2 separate regions of the Mus musculus genome follow, and region 2 is linked to region 1. A link is a contact called in ENCODE Hi-C or POLR2A ChIA-PET data. All regions are on one chromosome and are shown on one strand. The core of a region is the stretch at or near the end of the contact, and the rest is flanking DNA. Distances in the headings are between cores, read along the strand shown. Region 1 holds the start of Cdk11b (cyclin-dependent kinase 11B). Region 2 holds the start of Mib2 (mindbomb E3 ubiquitin protein ligase 2).

Region 1 (6,789 bases), core at 2,349-4,848:
CGATAAGGCTGCTAAAGTCCAGTAATTTTATTAACTTTAACAAATAAAAAAGGTCACTTAGGGCTGGTGAGATGGCTCAGTGGGTAAGAGCACCCGACTGCTCTTCCGAAGGCCCTGAGTTCAAATCCCAGCAACCACATGGTGGCTCACAACCATCCGCAACAAGATCTGACACCCTCTTCTGGAGTGTCTGAAGACAGCTACAGTGTACTTACATATAATAAATAAATAAATCTTTAAAAAAAAAAAAGTCACTTAGCAGAACCTTCAACTAATTCTTTAACACAAGACCCTGGAAGACTTTACACTCTGAGTTTCTTAGAAGGATTTCCCTCGGAGTTGGTGAGATGGCTCAGCAGGTAAGAGCACCCGACTGCTCTTCCGAAGGTCCTGAGTTCAAATCCCAGCAACCACATGGTGGCTTACAACCATCCCTAACGAGATCTGACTCCCTCTTCTGGTGTGTCTGAAGACAGCTACAGTGTACTTACATATAATAAGTAAATAAACCTTTAAAAAAAAAAAAAGGACTTCCCTCAGTTGTCTTACAGGATGGGAGGAGAGAACAAATGACCTCACCACCGTGAAAGGACCATCAGACATCGATGCTGCTGACAGTGGCCCCTCCAAACTCAACCTTGGGTTACTCTGAAAACTGTAGACTTGCAATACAGGATAGCGATTTAAATATACTAACTAAATGGTGCTGGTTTGATTGAAGATATTACAAAGAAAGGAATACATGCTTATTTGGACTTCATAATAGCTGACTCCACACAAAAGCCATCTCACATGTGAGACAAACGTCAGGACAAAATACAAACTTTAAATAGCCAGCCATGGTGGCACACACCTTTAAATCCCAGCACTTTTGAGGCAGAGGCAAGTGGGTTTCTGAGATAAAGGATTTATATAGTGAGCTCCAGGACAGGTAGGACTATATAGAGACACTGTCTCAAATAAACAAAAAAAACCCAAACATACAAAAATTTATCTTTTTAATAAATTCATTTATGTGTATGAATGTTTTCCTGCATATATATTACATGTGCCCATGGAGGTCAAAGGGCGAATCAGATTTTCTGGAATTGGACTTACAGATGGTTGTAAGTCACCATGACCATTGGCTGCTGGAATCAAACCTGTAGACTTGCAATACAGGGTATAAAAACAACAAGTGCTCTTAAACACTAAGCCTTCAAACCTTTCCCTAGTAATACCGACAAAAGGCAGGCTAGGGGACCAGAGAAAAGGCTAAATAGTTAGGAACACTTGTTGTTCTTGAAAAAGACCCAAGGTCAGTTCCCAGGACCCATACTGGGCATCTCACAACAACCTTTTACTCCAGCTTTGGGGACCTTTTGATTCCTGTGGATAAAGTAACACCCACGTACACCCCCACCCCAACACTAACTCCACCCACCAACCAATAAAACTGCAAAAACAAAACGCATGTTTTAAGTAGTTCACAATTCTGTATTGGGATGCATTCATAGCTAACCTAGGGCCCATGTGGCCCATGAGCTACAGGCTAAATATGACAACAGCTTAAGTTCTCTCACCTGTCTTCCATAGAATCCTCTCTTCTATATGGTGAGTTCCTGATTGTGATCTCCATTCGGTGATCTCTCAGCTCCCCCTCCTCAAGGGAATCCCTTTTGGAATCGCGGTCATCAGACTAAGAAGCAAAGGAAAATGAAGCATTGAGTCATTTTCCTTATCAATCACCTTTCTTCTTTGTCTATCTTTGAAAAATAACTTGTTATGTAGCTCAAGACGGTTTTTGAGCTAGAAACCTGCCTCCGTCTTCAAAATGCTGAGGTTACATCACTGTACATCACTGTACATCACCATACGTAGCTCACTATATATATGCACAGACACACACATATATAGGAAGTATATGTGTGTATATATATATGCATATATACACATATATGCACACATACATACAAATGCACATATATATAATTATACATATACATAAAATATACATTGCACTGGCTGGCTTTGAACTCAATAGATCTGCCTGCCTCAGCCTCCTGAGTTCTTGAGTGTTAGGATTAAAGGTTGTACAGGTTAAATATCTTTAAGGATAATTGAAGTTTGCTAACCAACTCTAAATATACATTTTTTGAATAGAAACTTCAAATATTAATTTTGTTCAAAACTCATGTAATTAAAATCACTTTTTTTTTTTTTGGTAACCTGAAACCTGAGAACAGAAAATTTAAAACATTGTACATGATAAGGGTCATAAGACTATATGAACGTTAGTTTTTCTGAGCCAAAACTAAGACTTTAGTTGGATTTTTACACACGAAATACATCATACATATATTGACAATAAGAAGCACTTATATCAATGTTTCTTATCCAGTCACCTAAGGACTCTAAATATATCATCATCCAAAGCAAGGTAATTACAAAGCACTCATTTTAATTGCAAGGAAAGTTCCCACTTTATTAAAAATGCTTGGTAAATGGTATTATGAATATACTAATAATGAAATGAGAAAAATTAGTCTGGTGGCAGTAATGATTCTAGGTTCAGAATATTTTATTTTGTAACGAGATATTCTCATTTCGATACAGCTTCAGTGTGTTATTAATCTATCTTCAACGTCAACTGAGTATATGAATGTTTTTGTTAATTTTAGAATAGATTTTGGGCTCACCTGTGACATTTGGAAGTACAAAAGAACTTCACCGAAGAAGCGTTGTTCTAATGGAAAAATGAGGGCAAAGAAATTAAATCTTCTTTAAGAAAACCACTTACTTAAAAAACATAGCTTACATTTTTTAAGCGTTTTATCTCTGCTTTCTCCTCTTGTTCTTTCCTTCGTTTCTTTTCCTGGAGAATTTCATCTAACGTTTTCACTTTCCAAGAGTCCTTTTCATCACCCATTTGAGTTAAAACACTGCAAAAAGAAAAACAATTCAAGCAACCTCGGGACACAGAAAGCTACGGTCGGTCTGTCGGTCTGTCTTTTCCGAACACTTAAGTCTAATCGTTAGTGTTTCAGAGTAAGTCCCGGTAGGTCGGAAGGATTCTGCCTGAATACACTGTCGTTTCTGTCATTCCTGTAAGGTTTTGGGTAACTTAGTTTACCTCAGTGTTTTCCGTAAAACGCAACCATCATCATCCACGTAACGGTACTGTTCTAGGATGAAAGACCATCCAGGTCATTTCAGTGCCTCGCACTCAACACACTCTGCCTTAGGTGTCAAAAGGTTGTATGAGAAAGCTCCAGGACGCGGGGAGGCCTGGGTGACAGGTAAGATCAAGGTGCACTGTCAAGCGCGGGACTCCGGGGCGGGGTCCCACTTCTGAGGGTTCAGTCACGCAAACCTGAGGCAAGGGCCGGCTCCGGGGGCCGCCAGGCCTGCCGCCTCCACCGCCCTCAGCTCCGTGTGGAGCGAGACTGCTCCGCGGCAGCAGCGTGTCGCCAGCCGCGATTCTTCAGGGGCGCCGTAAACCCTGCTCCGAACCCCCGCGCCGCTACTCACCCCTGCGCCGCTACAGCCGCCGCAGCCGGTCCTGGAGTCTGGGAAGGAACAGCGCCCGGCGCGCGCCAGGATTGTCGTCACTTCCTCCGCGGAAGCGTGATGATGACGTACGACGACGACGACGAACCGCGTGTGCGCTCGACTTTTTTTGGCCGCCCCACAGTACCTTGCGCGCACCGGAAGTGTCCTTACATCGTGAGTTGGCTCCTGCCAACGACGCGAGGCTGGGCGGATAAAAGCGAAGTAGCGTCTGGTAACGTCCTGGGGTGTCTCCGAGAGATGACGTTTCGAGACGATGCGCTCGGCCGTCTGCGGAAACCGGAAACCGTGCCTCCCGCTGCACCTTCGCTCTGCCAGGCAGGGCTACCTCCAGGCACTCGGTAGCGTAGTCTGCAGGCCGAGCAGCATTTGCACTCGTGACAAGCTGCTTGTGCCACTCAACCTTCCGCAGCCAGACATTTGTTTCTACCCATCAGACTAATTGCTCTGACGTATAGACGCCTCCAAAGTGGCGTCGTGCCATCCAATGGAAAAACAAGTTGTCTTTCTGACCTACCCAGGACCCAGGAAGCTGAATTCACAGGTAGGCTAGTTAACATCCTATGATGAGGAAGTCCCCTGCACAAGAAAACATTGAAACGAATCCAGTTTCCTCAGCCAACCTCCTTAAAACAACCTCTTCTGCTTGGCCTACGATAGTGGTTGAGTCTTTATGTTATTGTTTTGCTTTGAAATAGAGTTTAGTACGTAGACCTAGCCTCTATTTCTGGCCTGTATCTCTGTATTCTTTTTGTTTTCTTTTCATTCTAAATGCTGAAGTGTCTAGACACTTCTCAAACGTGTACTTAAACCACCTGAAGGTCTTAAAGGTTTTTACGATTCCACTAAAAACCTATTAACCTATCAGGGCTTATGGAAGAGAGAGCAGAAAGGAAAATTCCAGCTGCTTGTTTTTGTCAGGTTATCCTGTGGGTATTGGGGAAAAAAACAAACAAACAAAAAGCAATGCCATGCATCAGTGGAGCACACCTTTAATGCCAGCACTAGGGAGACAGAAGCAGGCGGACCTCTTGTGAGTTTGAGGCCAGCCTGGTCTACAGAGCTAGTTCTAGGACAGCCAAGGCTACAAAAGCAGCTCTGTATCGTGAAACAAAAAATAGCAATATGATTAAATTTCTTGAGTTAGGGTCAGAAACAAACAAAATGAAAAGGAAACCACTGTTAGTTATGACTGTGAAATGGTAAGATGTGAAAGAATATAACAACTAGTGTATGAAAAAAATGAGGGATATTGGAGTGAAACACTTTGTGATCCCAGCTCTTACTTTGCCTCCAGAGTTATCAGTGACTTGGAAACTAAGTCTGATTTCAGTAGCATACATAACAGAGTTATACAAGCCAGGTGGTGGTGGCTCACATCTTCGATCTTATCACTTTGTAGACAGAGGTACCGTTTAAAGGTGGCCTGGTCCACAGGGTTACACAGAAAAACCTTGTATCAAAAAAAAGGAAACCAAACGAACAAAATAGTTACATGTTTTCATATTCATACAAGAACCATTGGCAGCTTGGATAAAAAGAATGAGGAGGCTACTGCAGGATTAATTACACAATACCAATTTATTTCAGGAATCACTGAATTATCTAACAGAATTCTTTTCTAGGAGGCATTAATATAATTATTTAAATACTGAAAGAGGTGAAATACAAAACAGTGTACATTTTATGATGTGTTTTAATTCTCTAGTATTGTTTGGTATAAAGCAAATATGACTTGGCTTTGATGCAGACAATTGTCCACCCTAAACTGTGGCCTTTTCCAAAGTGCCAACATTGAACGAACATTGAACGAACATACTCACAATTACATTATTATTAAGTCCAGACATTACAAATGAATTTAGTATGCAGCTTGAGTCCCAGAAATGAAAAGTAAAAACAAACAAAAACCCCACAAACACACAACTAGCCAACTTGATTTAATTCAAACTAAACTTGGACATATTAGGAAGGGTCCAGCAGCTGGCAAAGTCAGGATCAGAGTACCCAGGAAAACGTACTTCAGAGACACTGAAGTTAAAACCTACTACACTCTAATTGTGGTGGATACTATTTGTCCACAATCAGCATGTCCTGTTCTAATTCATGGGGAGAGCAAAGGCATTGATAAACTAAGAAAAACAGGCTGGAGGCCATGTCTCAGAGAAAGAATAGCAGCCTAGCATTCCTGAAGCCCTGAGTACTATGCCTAGCATAATAAACGAAGGGTGGGAGAATGAAGAGATGAAGAGGCCGCCTCACAGGGAGATCAATATTTACGTGTTAAGAAAAAACAAAAGATTGATGTTCAAAGGCAGGAGTCAGAAGTGGTGACACGTACTTGTAATCTCAGTCCTGAGAACGATGACTTAGAAGAATCTAGAGTTCAAGGACACTATGGGTTACATAGGTAAATGCAATCTCAGGAGGAGCCGGCATTGTTTCCCATCTGTACTAACATCTTTCTTTACCCCTTTCCAATGTTAAGAAGACATCACTTGCTGGGCGGTGGTGGCGCACGCCTTTAATCCTAGCACTCGGGAGACAGAGGCAGGTGGATTTCTGAGTTCGAGGCCAGCCTGGTCTACAAAGTGAGTTCCAGGACAGCCATGGCTACACAGAGAAACCCTGTCTCCAAAAACAAAAAAAAAAAACAAAAAAAAACAACAAAAAAAAAAAGAAGACATCACTTGGACAGATGTGACAGGAGGCTGTGCTGAGCATCTGTTATTATCACTGAGCAAAGTGATCATCTGAGAGCAGGATCACAAAGCCACTTGTTTTGTGCTGTTTTTAAGGCACAAAGTAAAGTTTACTTGGCCGAATCCCTTGAACAGCTTTAATTCTCTTTAATCTCCTCTGACTCATCATTTTTACTTTTCTTGAGACAAGGTTTTTCTGTGTAACAGAGCCCTGGGGGTCCTGGATTTGGCTTTGTAGACCAGTCTAGCCTCAAACTCACAGAGAATCACCTGCCTCTGCCTCCTAAGTGCTGGGATTAAAAGTGTGAACCACCATCTGAAGACAGATGATAATCCTAATATTTGAGAAATTGTGATCATAAACATTTTTTTGAAACTTGGTCTCAATATGTAGCCCAAGCTGGCCTTGAACCACTATGCACTCTTATGCTTCCAAATTACTAAGATTATATGTATGTGCCATCATGATCGGGTTTAAAAACAAACAAAACAGGAGCTGGTAAGATGGCTGATCTTCAAGACGACCCGAATTCAATTC
Region 2 (6,789 bases), core at 2,909-5,408, 44 kb before region 1:
AGGTCACAGGGAGAGTCATTTCTGCCTTCCACCTGGAACCAGGAGTTGCATCTCCCCAGACCCACCCCTTCCCCAATCTGGGAAATTGTTCTATTACCCAGGAGGGGCTCCTCAAGCCAGCACAATTCATACTAGTATGAGCACACTGGTTTATTTATTTATTTTATGAATATGAGTACACTGTTGCTGTTTTCAGGCACATCAGAAGAGGGCATCTGATTCCACTACTACAGATGGTTGTGAGCCACCATGTGATTGCTGGGAATTGAACTCAGGAGCAGTTGCCATCTCTCCAGCCCCAGTTACACAAGCCTTTTAATCCTAGGACTTGGAAGGCAGAGGCAGAGGGATCTGGTCTACAGAGCAAGTTCTAGGACAGCCAGGACTACACAGAGAAGTCTTTCTCAAAAAACAAACAAAACAACAAAAATACTAGAAAGCAGGCTAGAGGTATGGCTCATTTGGTAGAGCACTTGCCTATCAGGGTTAAAGCTCTGGGTTCCATCCCTAATATTAGCTATGGACATGCATTTTCAAAAAGTTCTTCCCGGGGCTGGTGAGATGGCTCAGTGGGTAAGAGCACCCGACTGCTCTTCCGAAGGTCCAGAGTTCAAATCCCAGCAACCACATGGTGGCTCACAACCATCCGTAACAAGATCTTCTGGAGTGTCTGAAGACAGCTACAGTGTACTTACATATATTAATAAAATAAATCTTAAAAAAAAAAGTTCTTCCTAAGGCTGGAGAGATGGCTTAGAGAGTTCAGAGCACTGACTGCTCTTCCAGAGGTCCTCAGTTCAATTTCCAGTAACCACACTCTGGCTCACAATCATCTATAATGAGATCTGGTGCCCTCTTCTGACATGCAGATATATATGCAGAACACTGTATATAATTAATAATTTTTTTTTTTTAGATTTACTTGCCTTTAATCCCAGCACTTGGGAGGCAGAGGCAGGTGAATTTCTGAGTTCAACACCATCCTGGACTACAGAGTGAGTTTCAGGACAGCCAAGGCTACACAGAGAAACCCTGTTTCCAAAAAAAAAAAAAAAAAAAAGAAAAAGAAAAAAAAAAAGACACACCAGAAGAGGGAGTCAGATCTTGTTGCGGATGGTTGTGAGCCGCCATGTGGTTACAGGGATTTGAACTCTAACTTCTTACTACTGCCTCCCATCCCTGCTCTCTCTCTCTCTCTCTTCTGTGTAGCCTTGGCTGCTCTGGAACTCTCTCTGTAGACCAGGATGCACTTGAACTCAGAGATCCAACTGCCTCTGACTCCAAAGTGTTGGGATTAAGGGTGAACACCACCACCTGGCCACCTGACACTCTTTCACTCACTAATCATCAATCATCCTTGGTTACTCCTAGCAACAGCCAGGGCCCAAAAGGGAAGGTTTCAACCTCTTTCCCTGTCCCTGTAGCAGAAGTATCCCCCAATTATTTTAAATATTAATACAACAATAAGCCCATGATTGGACAGGGGAAAGGGAAGCAGCGCTAAGAGTTTCAGAGACAGAGACTGGGACAGGTGGAGGGAGAAGGAAGGAAGATGGAGGAAGAGAAATGATCCAGATTCCGTGTGGCTTTAAATGGCCACAGGTGCTATGAATATCATAGAAGGGATGGAATAATACATTGTCTTATCTAGTTGGGCATTTTATATCAATATCAATTGGCTCTGAGTTCATTGTGTGGGCATTTTATGGGGTGAGAATTTACTGATATATATCTGACTTATAAATTACAAGCCTCTAGAGGTTTTTTTCTGTTTTTGTTTTTCTTTTTCAAGACAGGGTTTCTCTGTGTAGCCCTGGCTGACCTGGAACTCACTCTGTAGACCAGGCTGTCCTCGAACTCAGAAATTCGCCTGCCTCTGCCTCCCAAGTGCTGGGATTAAAGGCGTGTGTCACCACGCCCGGTTTAGAGTTTTGATTTTACCAAGTTACTGGGATTTTGAACCACTGACTACAGGCTGGGAATGTGAGCAAAATCCACGTCAAGAAAACTGGGAGATGTGCGGTCTCTGCCATAGAGGCATCGGGGTCACCGGAGCCCAAGAGTAGCCAGTGAAAGCGTGTGATGGTGCACTTTTTAATATTTCCTGCAACACCTCCCTTTTCTTCCCTATAATCATCCCACCTTGTAAGAAGATGCAAGTCTCTAGTTCTTCCACAGTCCTCCCTCAGCAGGCTTTCCCACCAAAATAAAAGTCCTTGCACTATCTTAAGCTCATAATTTCCTATCTTCTCAATGTTATTTCACCTAGCACATCATAGAACCAATTTGGTTAGGCCCAAGGCGGTGGTGCTTGCCTTTAATCCTCCACTAAACAAGCAAAGGCAGGCGAATCTTTGTGAGTTCTAGGCTAGCCTAGGCTACCTGAGAATTTCAGGCTAGCCAGGGCCATTTAGTGAGACCCCATCACAAAAACCAACTAATCTACTAACCAACCACCCACTCAAACAAACTAGAAACCTGGGAACACATTCTAGGCTGGAGCTAGAAGAGGTGACTTAGTCCCTAAACCCCAGCACTTGAAAGGCTAAGATTGTAGGACTACAGAGCTACAGTGTTGGAGGTCAACCTGGGCAAAAGTAAGATGCTGTCTCAAAATAAAAATAGCCTGTAAAATGACTTAGCAGGCAAAGACGCTTGCATGAGCCTCTGACTGCACATGTAGGTTATTGTTGTATACCGGCCCGCGGCCCACTTGGGCCTACACCTGGGAGGCAGGCTGGGGCTGAAAGAGACTAGACTTCGAGAGAAATTAATGGAGACCAAGACATGATTCTGTTCAAGGCCCGCCAGTTTACTAAGAGAGTGTGCTCATAACAGGGAAGGCCCATCCCCTGCCAGTCCATTTCTGGTGTCTGGAGCCAGCCTGTAGGCGACTTGCAGGATAGGGTGTTCTTCAGGTATATCTCAGCGGCCTCTCAGCAGGTAGCAGTGTCTTGGAGGAGCAGTGGCAGGTGGCAGAACAATAGAGCCATCTAGGCAGGAAGGCTCCACCCCAGGTAATCTCCCTAGTGGCCTCAAGGTCAAGGTCTGGATCAGCTTGTTTCAGGCTGGGGGAGGTTACAGCTTATGGCACTGGTGTCCCCTCCCTCAACAAAAATAAATAAATGTAAAGAAAAGAACAAAGAACAATTACGATTGTGCCGGAATAGACTGGGTTCATATGTGGTAGTGTGCAGCAGTGGAATACACCTAGACAGCAAGCTGGTGAGGGGACAGTTACAATACATATGGAGGTAACTTGCACATGGGGGCAAAGCTTGTGGGGAGAGTTGCTGGAGAACTATGTTGTTGTGGTCTGAGGAACTTCATAGAACTGTCTAATACATGTAAATCAAGGCAGTATACTGTTTATAAACACAAAGGCCAGGATGACTGCTTGTTAACTTTATGCCTGTAGGACTAAAATCAGTAGCTGGGTAGGGGGTTGCTCAGTAGGTCTGAGTTGATTCCCACCCCGCTCCAGATAGAGGATAGGAAAACAAAAGAAAAAAGATGGGCGCAACTCTGATTATAAAATAAATTAAGTCGTGCAGGGTGTGGTAGTGCATGCTTTAATTTCCAGCACTCTCGAGGCAGAAGCAGGTGGGGCTCCATGAGCTCGGGGTCAGCAGGATCAACATAGTGAGGCCCAGGCTATGTTGCAATATGTTGCTACACGTTGCTACATAGTGAAACCTTATTTCAAAAAGAAAAAAAAAAGCCAAAAGAATTACTTTGGATGCGTTTTCGCTACATCTCTGGAAACCCCACCCATTTCAGGCAAGACGTCACCCGAAACTTCTGTCTCCAAGGCAACAGAGAGCGTCCTGGGAACTAGTACTGCGCAGGAGACCTGTGCAGGGCTGGCTCCGCCCACACGCACTTCCGGGTGCGACTTTGCGCCCATCCCCTTTCAACGCTCCCTCTCTGTTCCAAGAATGCCGAGACGCAGGCATTTCCAGTTTCTTCTTTAGAGAAACAGAGCTCCCGCTGACCATGCATAACGCGTCCGTCGGTCCCTTTGCTACCAGACCAGACGTGTACGTCATGCTCGGGGTGCCTTGGTAGCTATAAGCCCCGCCCCCTGACCCTAAGCATAGTGCGTCACGCGCAGAGCCTCCTGGGAGTCGTCTGTCCCGCCCCCGGGCTGGCTCTGCAAACTACAGCTCCCGGCAATCTGTGCGGCGCCCCGCGACTGTAGTCGGGGAGCCGTGGTGGGGCTCCCTGGTGGGCTAGCGCAAGAGAGGCGGCCTTGCTAAACACTGTTAGGGGGCGGAGGACGGCGGGCTGCAGCTGGCGTCTCGGTGGCGAGCCGAGGCTCCACTGTCAGCCTCTGCGCTGCTCAGGGGCGGGTATTCCTGGGCCGAACGAGCGCGGAAACTCTTGGCAAGTGGGGGGCCGGGCCGGGCGTCCTCCCAGCGACGGGGGCGGTGGCACGGGGCCTAGGGGTCCTGATCGTCCTGACGGGGCTGCGGTTTTGTTGGCTGACCTCGGCCCTTCAGCGCGACGGGCTTTTGGTGCTTCTCCCCCTGGACCCAGCTCGTGCCCGTTGCGCGTTCTCGGTGCGTGGGGGTGATGCAGCGTGTCCCAGCCACCAGACCCATGGGAGCTTTTTAAGGCGACCAGCGGCCTCTGTCCCTTCTCAGATGTTAACTGCGTCTCAGCACCCCTGGCCATAGGTTTGGATCTCCTGGGGCTTTCAGAGAGGAAGGTCAGCACGGCGGAGGCCAGTCCCAAGTCTCCAAGCATCAGGGCTCCTGCCCGATTCTCAAGGCGGGTGGGGGACACTGGACCTCCAGACAGGTGAGCGCTTGACAGTTCGGGTTTGGTTTGTTTCTCTTGAGGATGCCGTCTGATGTGTCAGGGTTTGTGTTTCTGTTTAAATGTGCTTGAGTGGACTGGGCAGTGAGAAATCGTCCTTTCTGCCTCCTTTGGGTTCAGAACCAATAAGAAAAGCAGAGATGCCAGGAAGGCTCTTAAGGAGCTAGTGGGCTTGGGGACAGAGCAAGATTGGCTGCTTATAGAATGTCTCCTGGCTATATATTCCACTGTGGCCTGTTGCTTCTGATGCAACAAGTATCTGAATGTCATTATCCCACCCAAGGTCAGCCCTAGGCAGGGTGGTGAACCCCAAGCTACAGTGTACCTAGAGTTCCCCAGAGATTAGTAGCCATGATACCCCTGAACCTTAATGATGTCCCCCAGCAGATGTCTTGGTGCAGGGTAGATCTGGTTTCCTGGCCTCTGTGTCTTCAGTTGACATTCTTGTTTGATTCTACTAGCATCTAGGACATCCACCTGCCTAGTAGGGGCCTCTGATGAACCAGTTTTGTTAGACATTTTTCAATTCAACAGTATCTCCGACACCACCAGAGGTATAGGGAGATATACTCGAGTCCTGAATCCTCTCTATGTCATGTAGTTTTATTCATTTGAATAAAGGCAATCTGCTAACTTTTATACTATAACATGACTTAATTTTTTTTTAAAGATTCATTTATTTATTATATGTAAGTACACTGTAGCTGTCTTCAGACAATCCAGAAGAGGGAGTCAGATCTTGTTATGGATGGTTGTGAGCCACCATGTGGTTGCTGGGATTTGAACTCTGAACCTTCGGAAGAGCAGTCGGGTGCTCTTACCCACTGAGCCATCTCACCAGCCCATGACTTAATTTTTGTGGCTGATTGGAGATTCCCAATAAAATATTCATATAATAAGGGGCAGCATCCCCCTACATTGTCCTGATAATTCTGACCTATTAAATGTCCTGGCATGGTGTCCCACAAATGCTTTTTTTACCCCCAAAGATTTATTTATTAATTATATGTAAGTACACTGTAGCTGTCTTCAGACACACCAGAAGAGGGAGTCAGATCTCGTTATGGATGGTTGTGAGCCACCATGTGGTTGCTGAGATTTGAACTCAGGACCTTCGGAAGAGCAGTCGGTGCTCTTAACCACTAAGCCATCTCACCAGCACCCCCACAGATTCTTTTAATCCCAACACTTGAAAGGAATTTGGTCTGTATAGTGAGATCCAGGCTAATGAAGGCCACATTAAAAAAAAAAGAGAGAGAGAGAGAAGAAGAAAGTTTGTTTGTTTAAGGAAGGAACACTGGTAGCAACAGCAGGCAGAATGGTCACTATCTAGTTTTGGTAGTAAATACTGTGTGTAAAACTGCCTCTAAAATGATCTTTCCCCAGCCTGGCTCCCTGACTTCCTGTTTGGTTTGCTGTATTCTGTGTTGGCAATGGCTGCTAGTTTCTCACAGGAAGTTTTGGTGGCTGAGCCAATTTGTGGCCCAGGAAGTAGCAACTAAATGCCTGGGATGTTGACTAAAGGCTTCTTTGTGTCCTAAGGTGAGTTTTTGTTGTTTGTTCATTTGTCTGGTTTTTGTTTCTCCTAGATTTTCAAGACAGGGTTTCTTTTTATAGCCTTGGCTGTCCTGGAACTAGCTCTGTAGACCCAGCTAGCCTTGAACTCACAAAGGTCTGCCTGCCTCTGCCTCCTGAATGCTGGAATTAAAGGCGTATAGCCTGGACTGAGGTGAGTTCTACTTCTGCTGAGGCACATTTGTCAAGCAAATCCTCATCCTTTAGCCTACCTCACTATACTTGTAAATATCTATAGCAATAGCTCCAGGAGTGTTTGGATACTGCCTAGGGACATGGCAGTATCTGATGGACATCTGATGACAAAATCCAGTATTTCTGGCAAAGGAAAAAGTCAGTTAACTCTGTAGTTGTATTTCCTACTGAGATGGTGGGTACACATAACACTTTGTG

Evidence for each region. Hi-C counts contacts between places; a loop is a spot of excess contacts on that map. ChIA-PET counts read pairs that join two places held with the same protein, here RNA polymerase II (POLR2A).
Region 2: a map of gastrocnemius shows a loop between it and region 1 (2.4-fold over the local background). The contact joins the promoter of Mib2 here to the promoter of Cdk11b in region 1. A Hi-C loop is called at or near these places in 7 of 37 maps with a recorded cell type or tissue (gastrocnemius, heart and left cerebral cortex). POLR2A ChIA-PET finds 5 or more read pairs at or near these places in 3 of 5 experiments (Patski and embryonic stem cell).

Annotation. Positions count from the first base shown.
Region 1 is chr4:155,621,663-155,628,451 of GRCm38, reverse strand. Cdk11b (cyclin-dependent kinase 11B) reads right to left here and starts at 3,598. Exons shown (of 20, transcript NM_007661.4): 1 at 3,511-3,598; 2 at 2,798-2,921; 3 at 1,563-1,678. The coding sequence starts at 2,908. Gm16023 (predicted gene 16023) reads left to right here and starts at 3,697. Exons shown (of 3, transcript NR_040441.1): 1 at 3,697-4,093. It overlaps Slc35e2 (solute carrier family 35, member E2), which reads right to left. Exons shown (of 9, transcript NM_177186.4): 9 at 5,112-6,789.
Region 2 is chr4:155,666,588-155,673,376 of GRCm38, reverse strand. It overlaps Mib2 (mindbomb E3 ubiquitin protein ligase 2), which reads left to right and starts at 4,158. Exons shown (of 20, transcript NM_001369164.1): 1 at 4,158-4,803; 2 at 6,208-6,363.